Regions from separate parts of the Homo sapiens genome. Here region 1 is linked to region 2. A link is a loop called in an ENCODE intact Hi-C map of the cell type or tissue named here. Cell type or tissue: chondrocyte. All regions are shown on one strand. Each heading gives the region's core, and the rest is flanking DNA. Links, peaks and the distances in the headings are about the cores only. Region 1 holds the start of LOC105377485 (a long non-coding RNA gene). Region 2 holds the start of SH3D19 (SH3 domain containing 19).

What was found. Hi-C counts contacts between places; a loop is a spot of excess contacts. Peaks named below come from ENCODE experiments on the same cell type or tissue, not always from the same donor. Only the 100,000 strongest peaks of a DNase experiment are listed, where the experiment ranks them.
Region 1: a loop joins it to region 2, with 1.9 times the contacts of the local background. A loop is called at or near these places in 6 of 110 quality-filtered maps.

The regions. Positions count from the first base shown.
Region 1 is chr4:151,163,577-151,172,109 of GRCh38, reverse strand. SH3D19 (SH3 domain containing 19) reads left to right here. Exons shown (of 20, transcript NM_001378122.1): 8 at 6,414-6,521. LOC105377485 (a long non-coding RNA gene) reads right to left here and starts at 2,701. Exons shown (of 2, transcript XR_007058329.1): 1 at 2,539-2,701; 2 at 1-878. In chondrocyte, for the core only: no CTCF peak of the experiment used is centred there; a DNase peak (open chromatin) is centred at 4,320.
Region 2 is chr4:151,320,098-151,328,630 of GRCh38, reverse strand. It overlaps SH3D19 (SH3 domain containing 19), which reads left to right and starts at 3,026. Exons shown (of 20, transcript NM_001378122.1): 1 at 3,026-3,390. The coding sequence starts at 3,279. In chondrocyte, for the core only: a CTCF peak has its summit at 3,609; DNase peaks (open chromatin) are centred at 3,108 and 3,730.

The sequences.
Region 1 (8,533 bases), core at 322-8,321, 160 kb after region 2:
ACAAATAACTCTTCCCTTCCGTTTCTCTTACCTCAAAAATAAAGAAAATCTAATAAAATAGCATTCATAAAATGAAGTTGCCATATTAATCTCAGGAAATAGAGATCTGAAAATACTGAAGCTATGAAAACATTGTAAAGATTAGAAAAATTATTAAATAAAAACTCATAAAACAGGCAATTTAATATTGGATTCATTTCTTGGGTAGAATGCCTTCCAGGTTAATGTAATGGAGCCCAGAAGTATTAGCAATTCTTCTTCACACCTTTACAAATCATACCCAGTTGTCAAAAGAAGCAGAATGTTTCTGCCATCAGCCCCATTACACAGACCAGAATAATAGTTTAGCAGCCAATTTCTGCTATTAACAGAACTCAAGGGAAAGAAATGACAGAAAAGCAAGCCAGGGATGGTGAAACTAATTGTGATGACAAGCATATTATTAGAGACAGGTAATGGGCGGAAAACTACTTCATCATCAGTGTTTTTCTCAATCCAGTAATGAAGACCATGCGGATATAGGTGTAAAGAGGCCTCTGCTTGTTCACCAGCAGGTGTGGAATAATTGGTGCTGGTGTGAGGGGGTAGAGGGAAGACAGAATAAACATTGCAAATACAAGTAGACAAAAATGCCATCACTGCAAATAAAAGTAGACAAAAATGCCATTTTCTTGTCTTAGATTCAGATAGGAGATTCTTCTTAAGATGCTCCGTGTTTTTTGTTTTTTGTTTTTCTGTAGAAGCAAGAGCAGTCTGTGATAGAATTATGGCAGCAAGTTCTTAACCCTTTCCAGATTACCAAACTCTGAGAATCTGACATAGCCTGAGAGTCTTTTCTCTCCCTTGAAAATAGCCATTAATTCAGTGACTGTTTGGAGCTGTGAGGAAAAAAAAAAAAAGAAAATAGCCATTAGCTCATGTGTACACAATTCAAGGTACAATATCCAGAGCTTAGAGGGCCCATTTTGGGCTCTAGATTAAGGACTTCTACTACAGAATATTGGAAATAAATGTCAATGGACTGCTTAAATAAATTATAGTACATCCATAACAATGGAGTATTGTGTGATAATTAAAAGGGAGGGAGACCTATTATCCCCTACTTTGGACCAACCTCCAAGATATTATTAGGTGAAAAATGCAAGATACAGGATACTTTTTATGTTATTTTAGCTATTGTTTGTGTTAAATGTCAAATGCAATGTACAGTAATGTATGAAAAGGTGGTACAAAGTGTGTCTTTTATGAAGGAACTGGATAGGAGAGAACAGGGAACCTGGTTTTCACTGTATGCATTTTGCTCCCTTTTGAATTTCAGACCATGTGGAGGCATTACCTTTAACAAGAGAGTTAATCAATAATCTTTTTAAAAGAGCTGAACATAAGCATAATTAGGCTGAAAGAAACTGGGAGAATTATCTCTTGTCGTCTTTGCCACTTCTGAAGAACTGCTTCCCCCAATGACCCTCAGATTCTGATAAGTAAAAATTTTTAAAATAATAAAATAGTGATTTATCTAAATGGTTATATTATTCAAGGTTACAAATAGAAGCTACTTGTTATGAACTAAATATGCCTAAATTAGATAAATTCAAAATTTTATATCTGCATTATTTCCTTTTAAATTGAACCCCAGAAAAAGAGTTTTTATTTTTCTAGTTACTTTATGGAAAATTTTATGGCCATTATTGCCTTGAAAAAGCAACAAAAGAAACCAGAAGTTTCTTTTGTTCTCTTATTTTTAAGTGGTTTTGTTCTGGTTTGTTTGGCAGAGGTGTTAACTCAGCTTAATCTTGTAACTTTTTCCTTATGATTGAATTTATTTTATTGGATTTGTTTCTGTTAGAAAAGTAAAATATATTCGTTGTAACAAGTCAAACAATTCAGAGATTTTGGATTAAAAAAAAATGTAAACTCCCCACGGTAACCAATGTGAACAAAGTATGCAGCCTTCTGTGCCTTTGGGCATGCCAAACCAAAGCTTACACATATACACATAATGGACTTTTTCCAGAAATTTTTACCATACGATACCTGTTACTCAGCAGAGTGCTTTAAAAAACAATGACATTTATGACTTCTCTTCAGGATAATAGGTCTAATTCTAATTCATTTTCTCCTACTATGAGGTATCCTGCCTGATACCTCATAGTATATCATAGCTGGTTCAGTATTTCCCCTGTTGATGGACATTCAGGTTGTTTTGTTTGTTTTATTTAGTGGGGCAGGGGGATGTTGTTTTGTTTTGTTCCTTGTTGGTTTTTGCCACTACAAAAAATGCTGCAGTAAATACCCTCATAAGCATGTTCACTTCTGCTGATGCTTTTATTTCTGAAGAATAAATTTCTGAACGTGGGACTACTAGTCAAAGGTTATGATCTTTAAACATTTTAACTAGTACTAATGATCCAGTTTCTTACCTGGTGGTGTCTGGAGTACCCCAATATGAGGTGCCAGCCTTGCTTTATATGTTGCCCACTTATAACTTATGTTGGAAAAAATAGCCCTCTTAGGAAAAGACATAAAAAGTGAACTTACGTTGCTAGAGAGAAGCTTGCACACCATCATAAGATAAAAAACAGGCCTCTGGCTCCACCGTCTCATTGAAGTGATGCTGTTTATCCTCCCCACTAATCTGCACTCCTCACATGGATCACAGCCCAGACAACATGCAGACAGAGAGGCAGATGCAGAGCTCACTGACTCAGTGAGCACAGCTGGGGGAGATCATTAAACAGACCACTCCTGCCAAACAGCCTGCGGTGGTGGAACACGAAGACTTCCTTGCCTCGCCACATGGAGAAAGAATTTTTTTTTCCCGGAGACATGTATAGTAGAATAATTATACACTATCTGAGTGCCAGTTATTAAAAAACAGCTAACGGTATTAAAAATTAAAAAAATGAGAGAGTGAGTAAGCTAGGACACTTTGAATACTTCATAAGTTATACCTATGCTACTTCAATTTAAATCCTTCAGGTTAAAACAAAAAATGATTGGACCCTTTAACAGAATAGGTGAGATCTGCCCACACTGTGTGCAGGATTTGGGTCAGGATTTCCTGAGGCCATTCTTCCCACAGCAAGCACGTTTTGGATGCCCCCTATGTTCAGCCCCTCAGGGGTGCTGATTGTCCTCTTTTCTCCTTTCCCTGCCTGCCCCTACCCCCATCCATGCCCTCACTTGTGAAATGTGAGTGTGTAGGTCTTATACTGGCCCAGAATTTAATTTGATTTGGGAAACAATTTAAGTCATTACATGCTCAAGATTTTCTTCCCCCTTCACACCCACCCAAAAAGCATCATTGACTAAAATTTTAAACTAATAACCAACAGGGTATTGATACCAAAAGCAGCTGTTAAAGAAATAGCACTTCAGGCCAGGCACAGTGGCTCACACCTATAATCCCAGCACTTTGAGAGGCCAAGGTGGGAGGATCACTTGAGCCCAAGAGGTCAAGACCAGCCTGGACAACACAGTGAAACCTCATCTCTACAAAAAATAAAAATTAGCCAGGCATGGTGGCACATTCCTGTAGTACCAGATACTCAGGAGGCTGAGGTGGGAGGATTGCTTGAGCCCAGGAGGTTGAGGCTGCAATGAGTCGTGATTGCACCACTGCGCTCCAGCCTGGGTGGAATGACAGAGTGACACCGTGAGACAGAGGGAGTGGGTGAGAGTGAGACCGTGTCTCAAAAAAAAAAAAAAAAGAAATGCTACTCGAAAGATAAGACACCGTGAATGATTATTGGAAGAACTATTCAAATATGTAAAATCCAGTTTTTGGAAAGACAATGTCACCTGCCTCACCTGCTGCACTCATGTTTCCTTCTGCAACCTGCTTCCCTTCTGCCCACAACTGAAGTTCCTCACCTTGTTCTGCTTTTTCATTTTTCAATATACTTCTCACCTTTTTCAATATACTTCTCACCTTCTAATAAACCTCGTGAATTGCTTATCTGTTACATGTATTGTTTCTTGTCTCGATCTTCCTGCTGGAATGCAAGCTCCATGAAGGCAGAGTTCTGTGCTTTGTTCACTGCTATATTCCCAGCACCTAAAATAGTGTTTTGTTTTGTTTTGTTTTTTTAACTAAAAAGTAAAGTTTAATGTTGAAAATGCAAACTTGGGGAAGACAGAAAAGATCACACACAAGGCTGTCACTTCACACTTGGAAGGTTGCACAGCGGCCGGGCAGAGGCGCGCCTCACTTCCCAGACGGGGCAGCCGGTAAGAGGCGCTCCTCACTTCCCAGACGGTGGGGCGGCCTGGCAGAGGCGCTCCTTACTTCCCAGATGGGGCGGCAGCCAGGCAGAGGCGCTCCTCACTTCCCAGACGGGGTGGCCAGTAAGAGGCGCTCCTCACTTCCCAGACGGTGGGGCGGCCGGGCAGAGGCGCTCCTCACTTCCCAGATGGGGCGGCGGTCGGGCAGAGACACTCCTCACGTCCCAGACAGGGCGGAAGCCGTAAAATAGTGTTTAATGCATAGCAGGCACCCAGTCAATATTGAATGAACAAAACTGCTACAAAGAAATTGATATAAAAGTGCTAAGAAATTGATATAAAACTACAAAGAAATTGATATAAAATGATCCTGGGTTTGTTTTTCAAAATATTTATATAATAATAATACATGTAATATTTATAGAAAATACATGGACAGATATACCAAATTTTAGACAATAATTAATTTTAGAGAGATGAGATTACAAGAGGTTTTCTTTTTCTATTTTATATAATTCTTAATGTTTCTCACTTTTACAACAAATATTTCTGTGAAGTAAAAAAAGTACTATTATACTTGTTATATATTTGTTATAATAAATTAAAGAATTAAGGAATTTGGTTAAATCTAAAAACAGGAGCTTTGTTTTATGGGTGACATAGGTCACAGTGGAAAAAAGTTATATTATTAATATAGTAGTTTTTTTTTGAGTTTGATGACATTCTTTTGATAATCTTGAGTTGGTTTTTTTAACGTAAGACTAGCCTCACTCACTGTGAGCTGGTAAGATTCCACAGAGGAGTCATCTATTTTTTTTTTCCTCAGTAGCATAATAATAATTTTAGCTAGCTTGCCATCTGGGGACCCTTCCTAAGTGGTAGATAAGAAACTTAAAATAGGATTGTACTTTACCATCATATTTCCCCACCCAGCACTGTTACTGGCATAAATATGTGAGCAAGTGACTGGTGAGAGAGTGATGCCTTTGGCAGGGTATCTGATGGTGAGATCGACTGAGAACTGAGTGGAAGAGAAGGCGAAGTATCAGATTGCCAAAAGGGCTTTTATTCTTAGCTCAGCCCTTCACGTATCCTGCAAAGAGCTGCTCAGCAAAAGGTGCTTATTGAATTACACCTCATAACAGGCAGAATTTGAATGCTGTTCATCACAGGAGCTATGGAGTGCATAGTTTTATAGAGAGTATCTCCCCGCAGGCAAGATACATAGAACAGGTGCAGAATTACAGCATATACTCATTTCGCCTCTTGTTAAATAAAAGCAAAGACAGTCTCATGCGATCCTGTGTGCTGAGTAGAATATCCATTATAGAGCATTTTCTTTTATTTTTGTTAATATTTTTACTTGTAGATTTCCCATTAAAAAAAAAAAAGTATAGTCATTTTTCCAAACCACTAAAAAGGACACTTATATTAAAAACTGTTTCAGTAAAAAGGTTTACAGCCATGCTTTTGTTTAAAGTATTTCTCCTAAGTATATACTGTCCATTTAAAATATTGGGTTGGCGCATTACTTTCAATGACAACCACTGCAATTACTTAATAAATCGGTTAAGATGGAGGAATGCCGAGTCATATATCCTTCCCCCAAAATTAAATATTTGAAGGGATATGTCTTATTTTATTTCTGGGATAGAATGTTTTTCATTTTCATGTTACTGAAGTGTAGTTTTACTAAACTACTAAATCGGAGACTGCTAAGCACCTTCCCTGTGCCAGGCACAGCACTGGGTAGGGTGAGGGCCCTGGGAGTAAATATTCTGGGACAGGCACAGGGGGTGTACAGGGAAAGAGTCTTTCCTCTCTGTGGCATCTGGGAGGCTTTAGGATGTGGGAAAGATGGTCTCCTCATCTCAGTTGCCCCTCATTTTCAGGCAGACACGTATGAAATGATTACACTCCCCTGAAAGATCAGCTTCTACATAATTCAAGATCATCCTCAATCTCTCTCATCAGAGAGGAAGAAAAGCCGCATGAATTATTTACAGAACACTAAGTTATTTCCTTTTATGAGCTCCAACTTTGTTTTTGTCTCTGCAAACTGAGATTTTGTTTATCCATGAATAGTTTCCCCAGGGGCATGAAAAATATGACTCTTAAATTATGAATGAGGTTTTTTGTTTCAGTCCATGTTAACTAAAACATGCAAAATAAACTATGTTTTTCATTAGATCCCTTTCAGCTCCCTGCAAAAACAGAACCAATAAAAGAACGAGCAGTTCAACCAGCACCCACCAGGAAGCCCACTGTAATTCGAATTCCAGCCAAACCAGGAAAATGTAAGCACTTCTCTGCTTTCTTTATTAGCTTCTTCAAGAGGCTGGGAGAAATATATGCTAATTTATCAATGTCTGCTTTTGAAATTATGTATAATCTGCCATTCATAGTCAAAGCTATTTAAAAGCAAATTGTTTTTTCACAATTCTTCGAAGAATTAGTTCAGTAAATTTGGATTTCCCTTTCCCCTTCGCTTCCCTTTCCCTTTCCCCTTCGCTTCCCTTTCCCTTCCCTTCCTTTTCCTCTTTTTTTTGGGAGTCACGCTCTCTCACCCAGGCTGGAGTGCAGTGGCACAATCTCAGCTCACTGCACCCTCTGCCTCCCGGATTCAAGCAATTCTCCTGTCTTAGCCTCCTGAGTAGCTGGGACTACAGGCACACGCCACCACACCTGGCTAATTTTTGTATTTTTAGTAGAGATGGGGTTTCACCACATTGGTCAGGCTGGGGATTTCATTTTTCTTTAATGTTGTCTTTAGACAGAGAATAGAGGGAAACTGAAATTTAGAACAATTGTTATATCCCATGTTAACACCTCTGGTACAGATTTGGTGGGAAAGTAATCTAAACTAATAGCAAATAAAGGTGTATATGTCTATCAGTCAGGAGTATATTATTGCAATCAGCATAATCTCAAATATGGCTATGTGTGAATTCGGTGAAGAGCAGTAACCAAAGCTTTAAATAATAGTTTATAAAAATACTTCTTAAATTGGCCAGGTGCAGTGGTTGATGCCGGTAATCCCAGCACTTTGGGAGGCCAAGGCAGGTGGATCACGAGGTCAAGAGATCAGGACTATCCTGGCCAACATGGTGAAACTCTGTCTCTACTAAAAATACAAAAATTAGCTGGGTGTGGTGCTGCGCGCCTGTAGTCCCAACTACTTGGGAGGCTGAGGCAGGAGAATCACTTGAACCTGGGAGGCGGAGCTTGCAGTGAGCCGAGATCGTGCCACTGCATTACAGCCTGGGTGACAGAGCGAGACTCCATCTCAAAAAAAAAAAAAAAATTAGTGTAACGTTACATTTTGGTTTACTTCCTTACTTGATTTTTTCCTTACTTGATTTTTTAATAGTATAACAAATGAAATTCTATAGGAGCTTTAATAAGTACTTCAAAAAGAAATCTGATATTTATTATAATGGGAAAGCCACAAGGGCCAGAATTATTTATTTTAGGCACCAGATTATTAAAAACTGTGATTAAAAGGGTGTTTGTGTATGTGTACACACACACACAGTGGGTTCCAGAGCAGTTCATGGCACTGCTTGGAGTGATCACACAGCTTTCTCTGCGGGCATCTGATTTCATTTATGCCTGCAATGCCTTTATATCATAGCCCGCATGCATTCTTTCCTTTGTCTAACAAGAGATTCTGCCCACTTCATTCCTCCTAAAGCAGAACAAGCATTCCACTCTTTCACCTGTAGCACCCAGGATTGTATGCAGGCATATTCCCTTTATTTTAGGAGTTTGGTTTCTCTATAAAGCACTACCCAGAAGGATCATCTTGGTTTCAGTTTTTTGATGATTCTGTTACTAACTGATGGCTCTCAGCCAAGTAGCAAGAAAATTGAATTGAGTTGCTATGAAGAATGTGGAGGAGAAAAAAATCTAAGGTATCAAATTCTGGTTCTAGTTTCTTAGGAAGTTATATTTTATTTTTTTAGAGGTAATATTTTAATGTTAGATTTAAAAACCAGTGGTAGGCCAGCCATGGTGGCTCACACCTGTAATCCCTGCACTTTGGGAAGCTGAGGTGGGCAGATCACTTGAGGTCAGGAGTTCGAGACCAGCCTGGCCAACATGGTGAAACCCCGTCTCTATCAAAAATACAAAAAAGTTAGCCAAGCATGGTGGCACACACCTGTAATCCCAGCTACTTGGGAGGCTAAGGCACAAGAATTGCTTGAACCCAGGAGGTGGAGGTTGCAGTGAGCGAAGATCATGCCGCTGCACTCCAACCTGGGCAATAGAATGAGACTCCATCTCAAAAAAAAAAAAGAAAGAAAGA
Region 2 (8,533 bases), core at 399-8,398:
TTTAAACAACTATTGTTGTTTTTTATATGTTCTGAATATAAGGTCCTTATTAGATATATGATTTGAAAGTATGTTCTCCCCTTCTGTCTTTTCACTTTAATAATCGTGTCCTTTGAAACACGAAAGTTTTAAATTTTGCTAAGTCCAATTTATTTTTTCTTCTGATATTTATGTATTTTGGTATCACATCCAAAAAATTATTTTTTCAACCATGGTCACAGAGATCTAATCCTATGTTTTCTTCGAAGAGTTTTATAGTTCTAGTTCTTACATTTAGGTCTATGATCCATTTTGAGTTAATTTTTGCATATGGAATGAAATAGGGGCTCAAATTCATTCATGTGCATGTGGATATCCAGTTGTAAAGACAATTCCTTCCCTGTTGAATTATGTTGGCACCCTGTCCAAAGTTATATCTTTATTGAAGAACTTACCAAGTTTTGTCTCGTTTTGTGTAAACTGTATAGACCTTCCTCTCTCATTGGAGGACAGGGAACATGTTTTGTTCTTTTGCAATGAGAAGACATATGTGAAAAGCACCTACCATAGGATGTGATCATGGATATTTCTTTCCTTCTTTTGAGTCTCCCCACAGCACCTAGAGTGGTACTTGGCACACAACAGTTACCATAAATGTTTGCTAATTGTAGAGTGGGCTTGGGCATGCACCACCCACCCACCACAAAAATGTGGATTCCCGAAGCTCTAATTGGCTGGGAAACCCAGAACAACTTTCACGCCTTTCCAAATTAAGATTCAATGGCTGGGCTCAGTGGCTCACGCCTGTAATCCAGCGCTTTGGGAGGCTGAGGTGGGTGGATCACGAGGTCAGGAGTTTGAGACCAGCTTGGCCAACATGGTAAAACCCCGTCTCTACTAAAAATACAAAAATTAGCCGGGCGTGGTGGTGCATGCCTGTAATCCCAGCTACTCGGGAGGCTGAGGTAGGAGAATCCCTTGAACCCGGCAGGCGTAGGTTGCAGTGAGCCGATATCGTGCCACTGCACTCCAGCCTCGGCAATAGAGTGACTCTAGTCTCAAAAAAAAAAAAAAAAAAAAAAAATTAAGACTCAATGACAGTAGAAACTGACTCCAATGGCTTAATGAAATGGTACTGTTGGTCAAGGTAGGGATTTTTAAATTATTCATCCTTGAAGGGAAGTGACAAATAAGGTTTCACTTACCAAACATTTAAAACAACCCTAAAGGTCCAGAACCTTTGTTTTATTGTTGTTGGCTTAATTTCCAGTTCTCTAAGTGTCTACTTATTTAATCGCTTATGCAGTAATAAAGTTTTAACTTGTGGATTTGACCTCAATTCCACAGAATCGATTGTGGTTCTTATCTGCTTAAAAGCGGAAAGATTTTCTCAGGCGGCAACAGCCACTATTGAAAAGGCAAAGAAACAGCACTCAGGTGTGGCAGGCAATTCTATTTTCAGTGACCCTTTTCTCCCTTTCTTTTTCTCTCCTACTTGCTGAACATTAGGAGCTCTTGGTAATCTCTCAGAAATAGAGCAAGACGCCAAAGATAAAGGCCTGTTCATCGCACTCAGGAATTTCCTAAGGTTTCATGTCCAGGTAATATTTCTGCCTGCTACTTGGGTATCTTTTGGTGAAATTCCAGAATCTTTTCCTCTCTGTGTGAAAGTAAGTACGTGCACCTACTGAACCTAAGATGTGTATTGTGCAGGTACACACAACTTTGGTTACACGGTTCTTTCCAGCTTTGAAAAACTTTCTTAGGGGTAGCTCACACAGCTAAGTGCTTCAAATTACAGTTTCTGACTCCAGAGCCAGTGGTCTCTCCACTTCCCCTAGTTGCCTCTCTACAAATAATCACGTATGGGTCTCTTTAACACATTTCTTCCTGTTCTTCTAGGAATTGTAGCCATATCCTAGCCCTAAATGAACTGGAATACAGTGAGGCTTGATTTATTATTAAACATTTTTATTAGACTTTTTTTTTTTTTCGAGAAGGACTCTCGCTCTGTTGCCCAGGCTGGAGTGCAGTGGTGCGATCTCCGTTCACTGCAAGCTCTGCCTCCTGGGTTCAGGCCAGTCTCTTGCCTCAGCCTCCCGAGTAGCTGGGACTACAGGCGCCCGCCACCACGCCTGGCTATTTTTTTTTTTTTTTGTATTTTTAGTAAAGACGGGGTTTCACCGTGTTAGCCAGGATGGTCTCGATATCCTGACCTCGTGATCTGCCCGCCTCGACCTCCCAAAGGGCTGGGATTACAGGCATGAGCCACCGCTTCCAGTCTTACTAGACTATTTTTAAGAACAGTTTTAGGTTCACAGCAAAATTGAGCTAAAGGTACAGAGATTTCCCATGTACCCCCTGCTCCCACACATGCATAGCCTCCCCCATTATCAACATCCCCCACCAGAGTGCCACAGTTGCTACAATTGATGAACCCACATTGACACCTCATAATCACCCAAAGTCTATAGTTTACATTGCGGTTCACTCTTGGTTTTGTACATTCTTTGGGCTTGGACAAAGGCATCCGCTATTACAGAATCATACGCATAGTAGTTTCACTGCCCTAAAAATCCTCTGTGCTCCCGCAAGTCTAGGTTTTTAAGGGCGAAAAGAGAGGGAAAGAAAAAAGTGTGCATTGCAGAGGCTCGACCCAACTCCAAGCCAAGTTTGTTCCAAAGTTCAGCAGCTCCCAGCTGTCCCATCTCTCCCAGTTCGGCCCCGGTCGGGTTCCTCCTCTTTTTGTTTAAGTGTCAAACAAATGGGTTTCCTGTTGACACTGGAATATCGTGAAAAGGCAGGAAGAGGCCAGGCCACCTCCTCTTTCCCCTCTTCCTATCCCGTTTATTTATTTTGCACACGTTTGTTTGGGTCGAGCTGGTGTTTCCAGCGTGTGTGGCTGTGGGGCGGCCTTAGGGGCCGATAACCCCTCCCTGAGGAGGCGAGGCCAGCCCCGAACCCGCCCGATCCGCGGTGGAGCTCTACGGGGCGGGGAAGGCAAAGAGGAAGGGGGAAGAGAGCGGGAGTGGGAGTGGGAAAGGCCAGGGATTAAGAGGCCGCCGGGACGCCGCAAGGAGGCGGGGAATCGGCTCGGCCCGCGCCCTGCCGCTGCCCGGCCGGCTGCAGGTGGAGTTCGCGGAGGTGGCCATTTCCACAGCCGCCGCCGACGCCTCCTCTCCGGGAGCCGCCTTCCCCCCGGCCCGAGGGCGGTGGCGTGGGGCGCCGGGTGCAGGCGTTCTGGGGCGCCGGGGCCGCAGCTCGCTGGCCATCCCGCGGCTGCGCCCCGCGCCTCGCCCATGGCTGAGGGCCGGCGGCGGGAGGACGAGGAGGAAGAGCTACGCGAGCGCCGCGAACTTGGTGGCCAGCGCCGCGCCCGGGGCCGTGCGCTCTCGGGCCACTCGGCCGCAGGTGAGAGGCGCGGGGGACGGGGCGGCGGGGACCCAGAGCTGCGCGCTCTGGGGCCGCTCGGGTCCTGCCCCACACAGCGGCAGCTCCTTCACGCGCCGGGATGGGACCGGCTTCTTTAACTCTCAGAGGCCAGACTCGGGGAGGGTGGCATTTCCATCGCCATCCTCACTTTCCGGCCGAGCCCGAGGAAATTCAGACCCGTCTTTAACTGCTAGTGGTCGTACAGCTGAAACTCAAATTTTCCGTGCACACTAAATCCAGGAGCTGCTGGCTTGGGACTTGTGGCCTGGTTGATGACTTATCTCTGGATGAGTCAGAGGTCAATGGCCGTCTCGGTGGACAACGACACCTTCCGAGGGGTTTGCCTGCGCCGCCGCAGCCAGGTCAGAGCACGTGCTCATAACTGAGGCAAGTCCTGTTTCGGCGTCCCTTGCACTTCGGACCTGTGACCCCCCTCCCTCCCTCCCCCAGCCGCCGAGCTCACCAGTTTTCTGTAGGACTTGTTTTCGTTAGTTGTGAGACCCTCCCCCACGCAAAGAGAAGTCCAGAATATAGCATTCCAAAAGGCCATTCATTTGGGCTGAGAATCATTTTCGGGCCTGTAATTACTTTTATGATACTGTGTTTTGGGTACACAAAAGCGGCACGGATCAAATAGTTTGGCACATTAGTGAAAGAGTGAATAAGTGTAGATCCACACCCCTTCCCTCTTCCGGGCGGCTTTTCAATCAAACATAATAGAGAGGACATTCTTTGGCCTTTGGTTCCAACTGGGTAATCCGAGTTATCTGAAAACAAGAGGGAAGAACAAACCTAGGGGGACTGGCAACAAAAGGGAGATAGGGAAGTGAGAGAGTCGGAGGAGAACGATTCACTGAGAGCCTCATTATAAAGTGGAATATAGCGAATATTCCATGAAGTGGAGAAGCTTTTCTGTGTGACTCCCTTAACCACTAAGAGAAAGTTGGAAAAATAGAGAAGATATTGTATCTGTGCGGAACAAATGGAGGGTAGAAAGTAGGATGAAAGGAAAACTTGAGAAGAACATCTTGAAGAAATAGTCAATTTAATGCCTTTGGTAGAATCTTGGAACATAAAAATAATTCTCCATGCTCATTATTACAACTTTTCATCAAAATAAGGCATTTGGCTGTCTATATGAACACCAGTTTTGAACATAATTGGTAATTTTGTTCAGTGTAAACCCAAACCTTGTGAAATAATGAATAGTTGCTGGATATAAGTGAATATTTCTTGCAAGAGTACAATGAAAAAACTTTACAAAGATATACCGCCATGCCTGACCTATGGATTTAAACAGGGTAGGCCACCTTAGATTCCTGTTACCTTCAGCAGAAAGCTTCATTCTCACAAGAGACTGTACAGTGAAGACCTGTTTTGGAGTTCAGACTAGATGTGATCCAGATGTGTGTTTATCATTTAGTTGCAATATGTGTATTTATTCCAAAGCTGGTGGAAATGACATTTTGTAATTAGTTTTCACCAGTTCCCTAATTTCTCAAGGTTGACAAAGGCTTTTCTAGGTTCTTTGATAATATTTTGCTGAGACATGACATTGTGTACTTTTTGCATTCAGTAATTGGTGTTTGTAGTTTTCTAACCATTTATATGCCCTTTTTCCATTAAAGGGTGTGAGGACGATGTAATGGAATGAGTAAGAGGGTTAAACTTGCGATTTTTGGATTTATTTCTTTTAGAAGAAATTATTTAATAGTTTACATTTCTTTACAAGCTGAGCTCCACTTTCCCCTTATTAGTTAACATGTTTTTCAGACACTAACACATTCCTTACCAAGCTTGGGCATTTGTTAGTTATGTCTGTGCTAGATGTTGCTCTCCTCCAAGTGAGAGGGTATGAACTGACGCAGAAGCTTCATGTTTTTTCTGCATCACCTTTTCAGTTTTTCACTTTTCCTGTTCTCAGTGCTCCCTCCTTCCCTTATCATTTTACAATCTAAAGAGTTTCCTTTTCTCTGATTTCACCTAGCTTGATAACCATAAACCTGGGGTTTATGGACTTAAGGTAGTCTGTGAACTCTTCCTTCTCTCCCTGATAAATTTTGGAGTGGTTGTGTAAGTGCATTTATTTATTTTTGTAACTTACATACAGAAGAACATATGAAATTTGTAAATTATAAAGTAAAAACTCTTGTAACTCATGCTCAAGTCAAGAAATAGGATATAGTCAGTTCCTTAGAAATGGATTCCCATCCCTCCTAGACTTAGCCTCCTCTCTCCCCTAGATGTAACCATTTTTTTAACCTTTGTGGTTATTATTTCCTTTTCATTCTGTACAGTTTTACCATACACATATGCATCTCTATAAAATATTGTTTAGTTTTACCTTTTTAAGATCATTTAAGTGGAATTGTCCTGTATTTTATCAACCCAGCAGAAAGCAAGTAATGACTTGAGATTATGAAATGTCTGGAATGAGTTCTTTTCATTCAAAGGCCAAGAGCCCCAGGCAGGTTCTGAGCACAGGACAGTCCTTGTAGGGCATCCTTAGGAAATAAATGTGTGTGTGTTTTTAAAATGATGTTAAGAAAATTGGGTTTGATTAATCACAGTTTTATTTTACAACAAAGGATGATAGTTGATCTGGTGCCCAACTTCTTTATAAAATGTATTTATGTTTCCCAGCTTTTAAAGTAATAAAATATCTTCAGCATGATTCTAAAATAAATAAAAAGCTCAGTTGAATTTTTTTTTTTTTTTTGGCAGAATTATAGGCAATCAAGTACTGAGGTCAATTCAGGAAAGGTTTTTTTTTTTTTTTTTTTTTTTTAGGCAGAGTCTTGCTCTGTCGCCCAGGCTGGAGTCTAGTGGCGTGGTCATGGCTCACTGCAACCTTCACCTCCCAGGTTCAAGTGATTCTCATGCCTCAGCCTACAGAGTGGCTGGGATTACAAGTGTGCACCACCATGCCTGGCTAATTTTTCTATTTTTAGTGGAGACGGGGTTTCACCATGTTGGCCAGGGTGATCTCGAACTCCTCCCACCTCAGCCTCCCAAAGTGCTGGAATTACAGGTGTGAGCCACTGCACCTGGCCAGTGAGGGTTAATTCTGTAGTAGCTCATGATGCATGAGATTAATAAGCAGTTATAGGAAAGTAAATGGGGAGCAGAGAGTATTCCATTGTTTGGGTTTCATGTGCTGAGGCTAAGGTGTCGTAAATCTGGCACTATGTGAAATATTTACTGTTGATGGTGGTATCCAAGATCCTTAATTGCCTGACCTGACAGAGAGTGGTAATATGAAAGCTAGACACAACACCTGAATTCTTGGGGGTGTCTCACTAATCCACCAAATGCCCATTACAAACAAGGAAGAGAGGATGTGGGTACACTAATCCAGTGGTTCTCAAACTTTTGCCACATGTATCTGAATTGCCTGAAGGCCTTGTACACGCTCAGTATCTGATCACTTGGTCTGGGATAGGGCCTGATAATTTTCATTTTTGACACATTCCCAGATAACATTTATGTTGCTGGTTCAAAAGGATGATGCACTTTGCAAACTCCATGTAATTAAGAGAGAAATCACACCCCAACACAGATTGTTAAATTCTAAGAAATAGTTCCTTTGGCTAATTTGTCCTTTTTAGTAGATCAGATGAAAACCCATGAGATAAACATGGAGATTTCCACAGGCTAACTTATAGGACTTAGTTTCCATTGTGGGTTTTCTCGGTAGCTTAAAGGATTTCATGGTTGATTTATACAGCCTGGCATTTATGATCAACTTCATTTTTGTTTCTTGGTTTTTTTCTTTCTGTTATTGATTGCATATTCTTCATCTCTATCTGCACAACTGAGATTGGTGTGTTAGTGCCACTGTGTTAGTGTTAGTTAGTGCTAGCCAAGGGCAAGAAGTGGAGGGTGGGGGGAATAGGCGGACGAGATTGGGTGACCAACTCTTCCCAGTTTCCCAGGACTTTTCCAGCTTTTAAAACTGAAAGTCCCCCATTCATGGAAACTCCTCAGTCCCAGGCAAATCAAGGATAGTCACCCTAGAGGAAGGATAGCTTGGGTGGGGGAAGAAGGGAGGATAAAGGCTACTGATAATGTTATTTATACTAACATCCCTGCTTTAGTCCAGGTGCTTTTTTCACTCAACATTAAGTTTGTAAGATTTATTTGTATTGTTACATGTAGCTGTGGGTTTTTGTTTGTTTTGAGACAGAGTCTTGCTCTGTTGCCCAGGCTGGAGTGCTGTGGTGTAATCTCAGCACACTGCAACCTCTGCCTCCCAGATTCAAGTGATTTCTCCTGCCTCAGCCTCCCAAGTAGATGGGACTACAGGTGCATGCCACCATGCCCAGCTAATTTTTGTATTTTTAGTAGAGGCGGGGTTTTGCCATGTTGCCCAGGCTGGTCTTGAACTCCTGACCTCAGGTGACCCGCCTGCCTTGGCCTCCCAAAGTGCTGGAATTACAGGCGTGAGCCACTGTGCCCGGTTCTGTTTTTTTTGTTTGTTTGTTTTCATTGTATAAATATATACCACAGCATTTTGCCTATTATTTTTTATTGATTTATTGGAGTTCTTTGTTTACCCAGGAATCTCAACTTTTGTTGGTTATGTGTGTTACAAATATCTTCTTCCACCTCCACTCTGGCTTACTTTTTCATTTTCTCTATGGTTTCTTTCGATGTGGAAATTCTTCATTTCAGTATAGATGAATTTATGAATCTTTTCCTTTATAATTTGTGTCTCTTCCCCCCTCACCCCCTTTAAGAACATGATTTCTATCCAAGGTCATGAAAATATTCTCCTATATTTCCTTTATTGTCCCCTAAAAGCTTTGTAGCTTTCCTTGGGGAGAAATGCCATAGCTTTCATCAGATTCTCAAACAGATTTGAGAATCTCTGCCTGACATACAACATTTTAATATTATTTCTCCAAAGGGAGGATATACAAGATTCTGGATCCTCCTCCCAACATCTGGAAGAGTAGTAGGCACATAATAGGGCTTACTAAATGCTAACTAAATTTACTCTTTCTATATTTTGATGTGTTTATGGTAAACCCTGGAAGGACTGATATAACTGTTGTCTGTTGTGCTTTGAGTAAAATAACTTTAATATCATCAGTATGAGGGCACAGAAGAACATTCACTG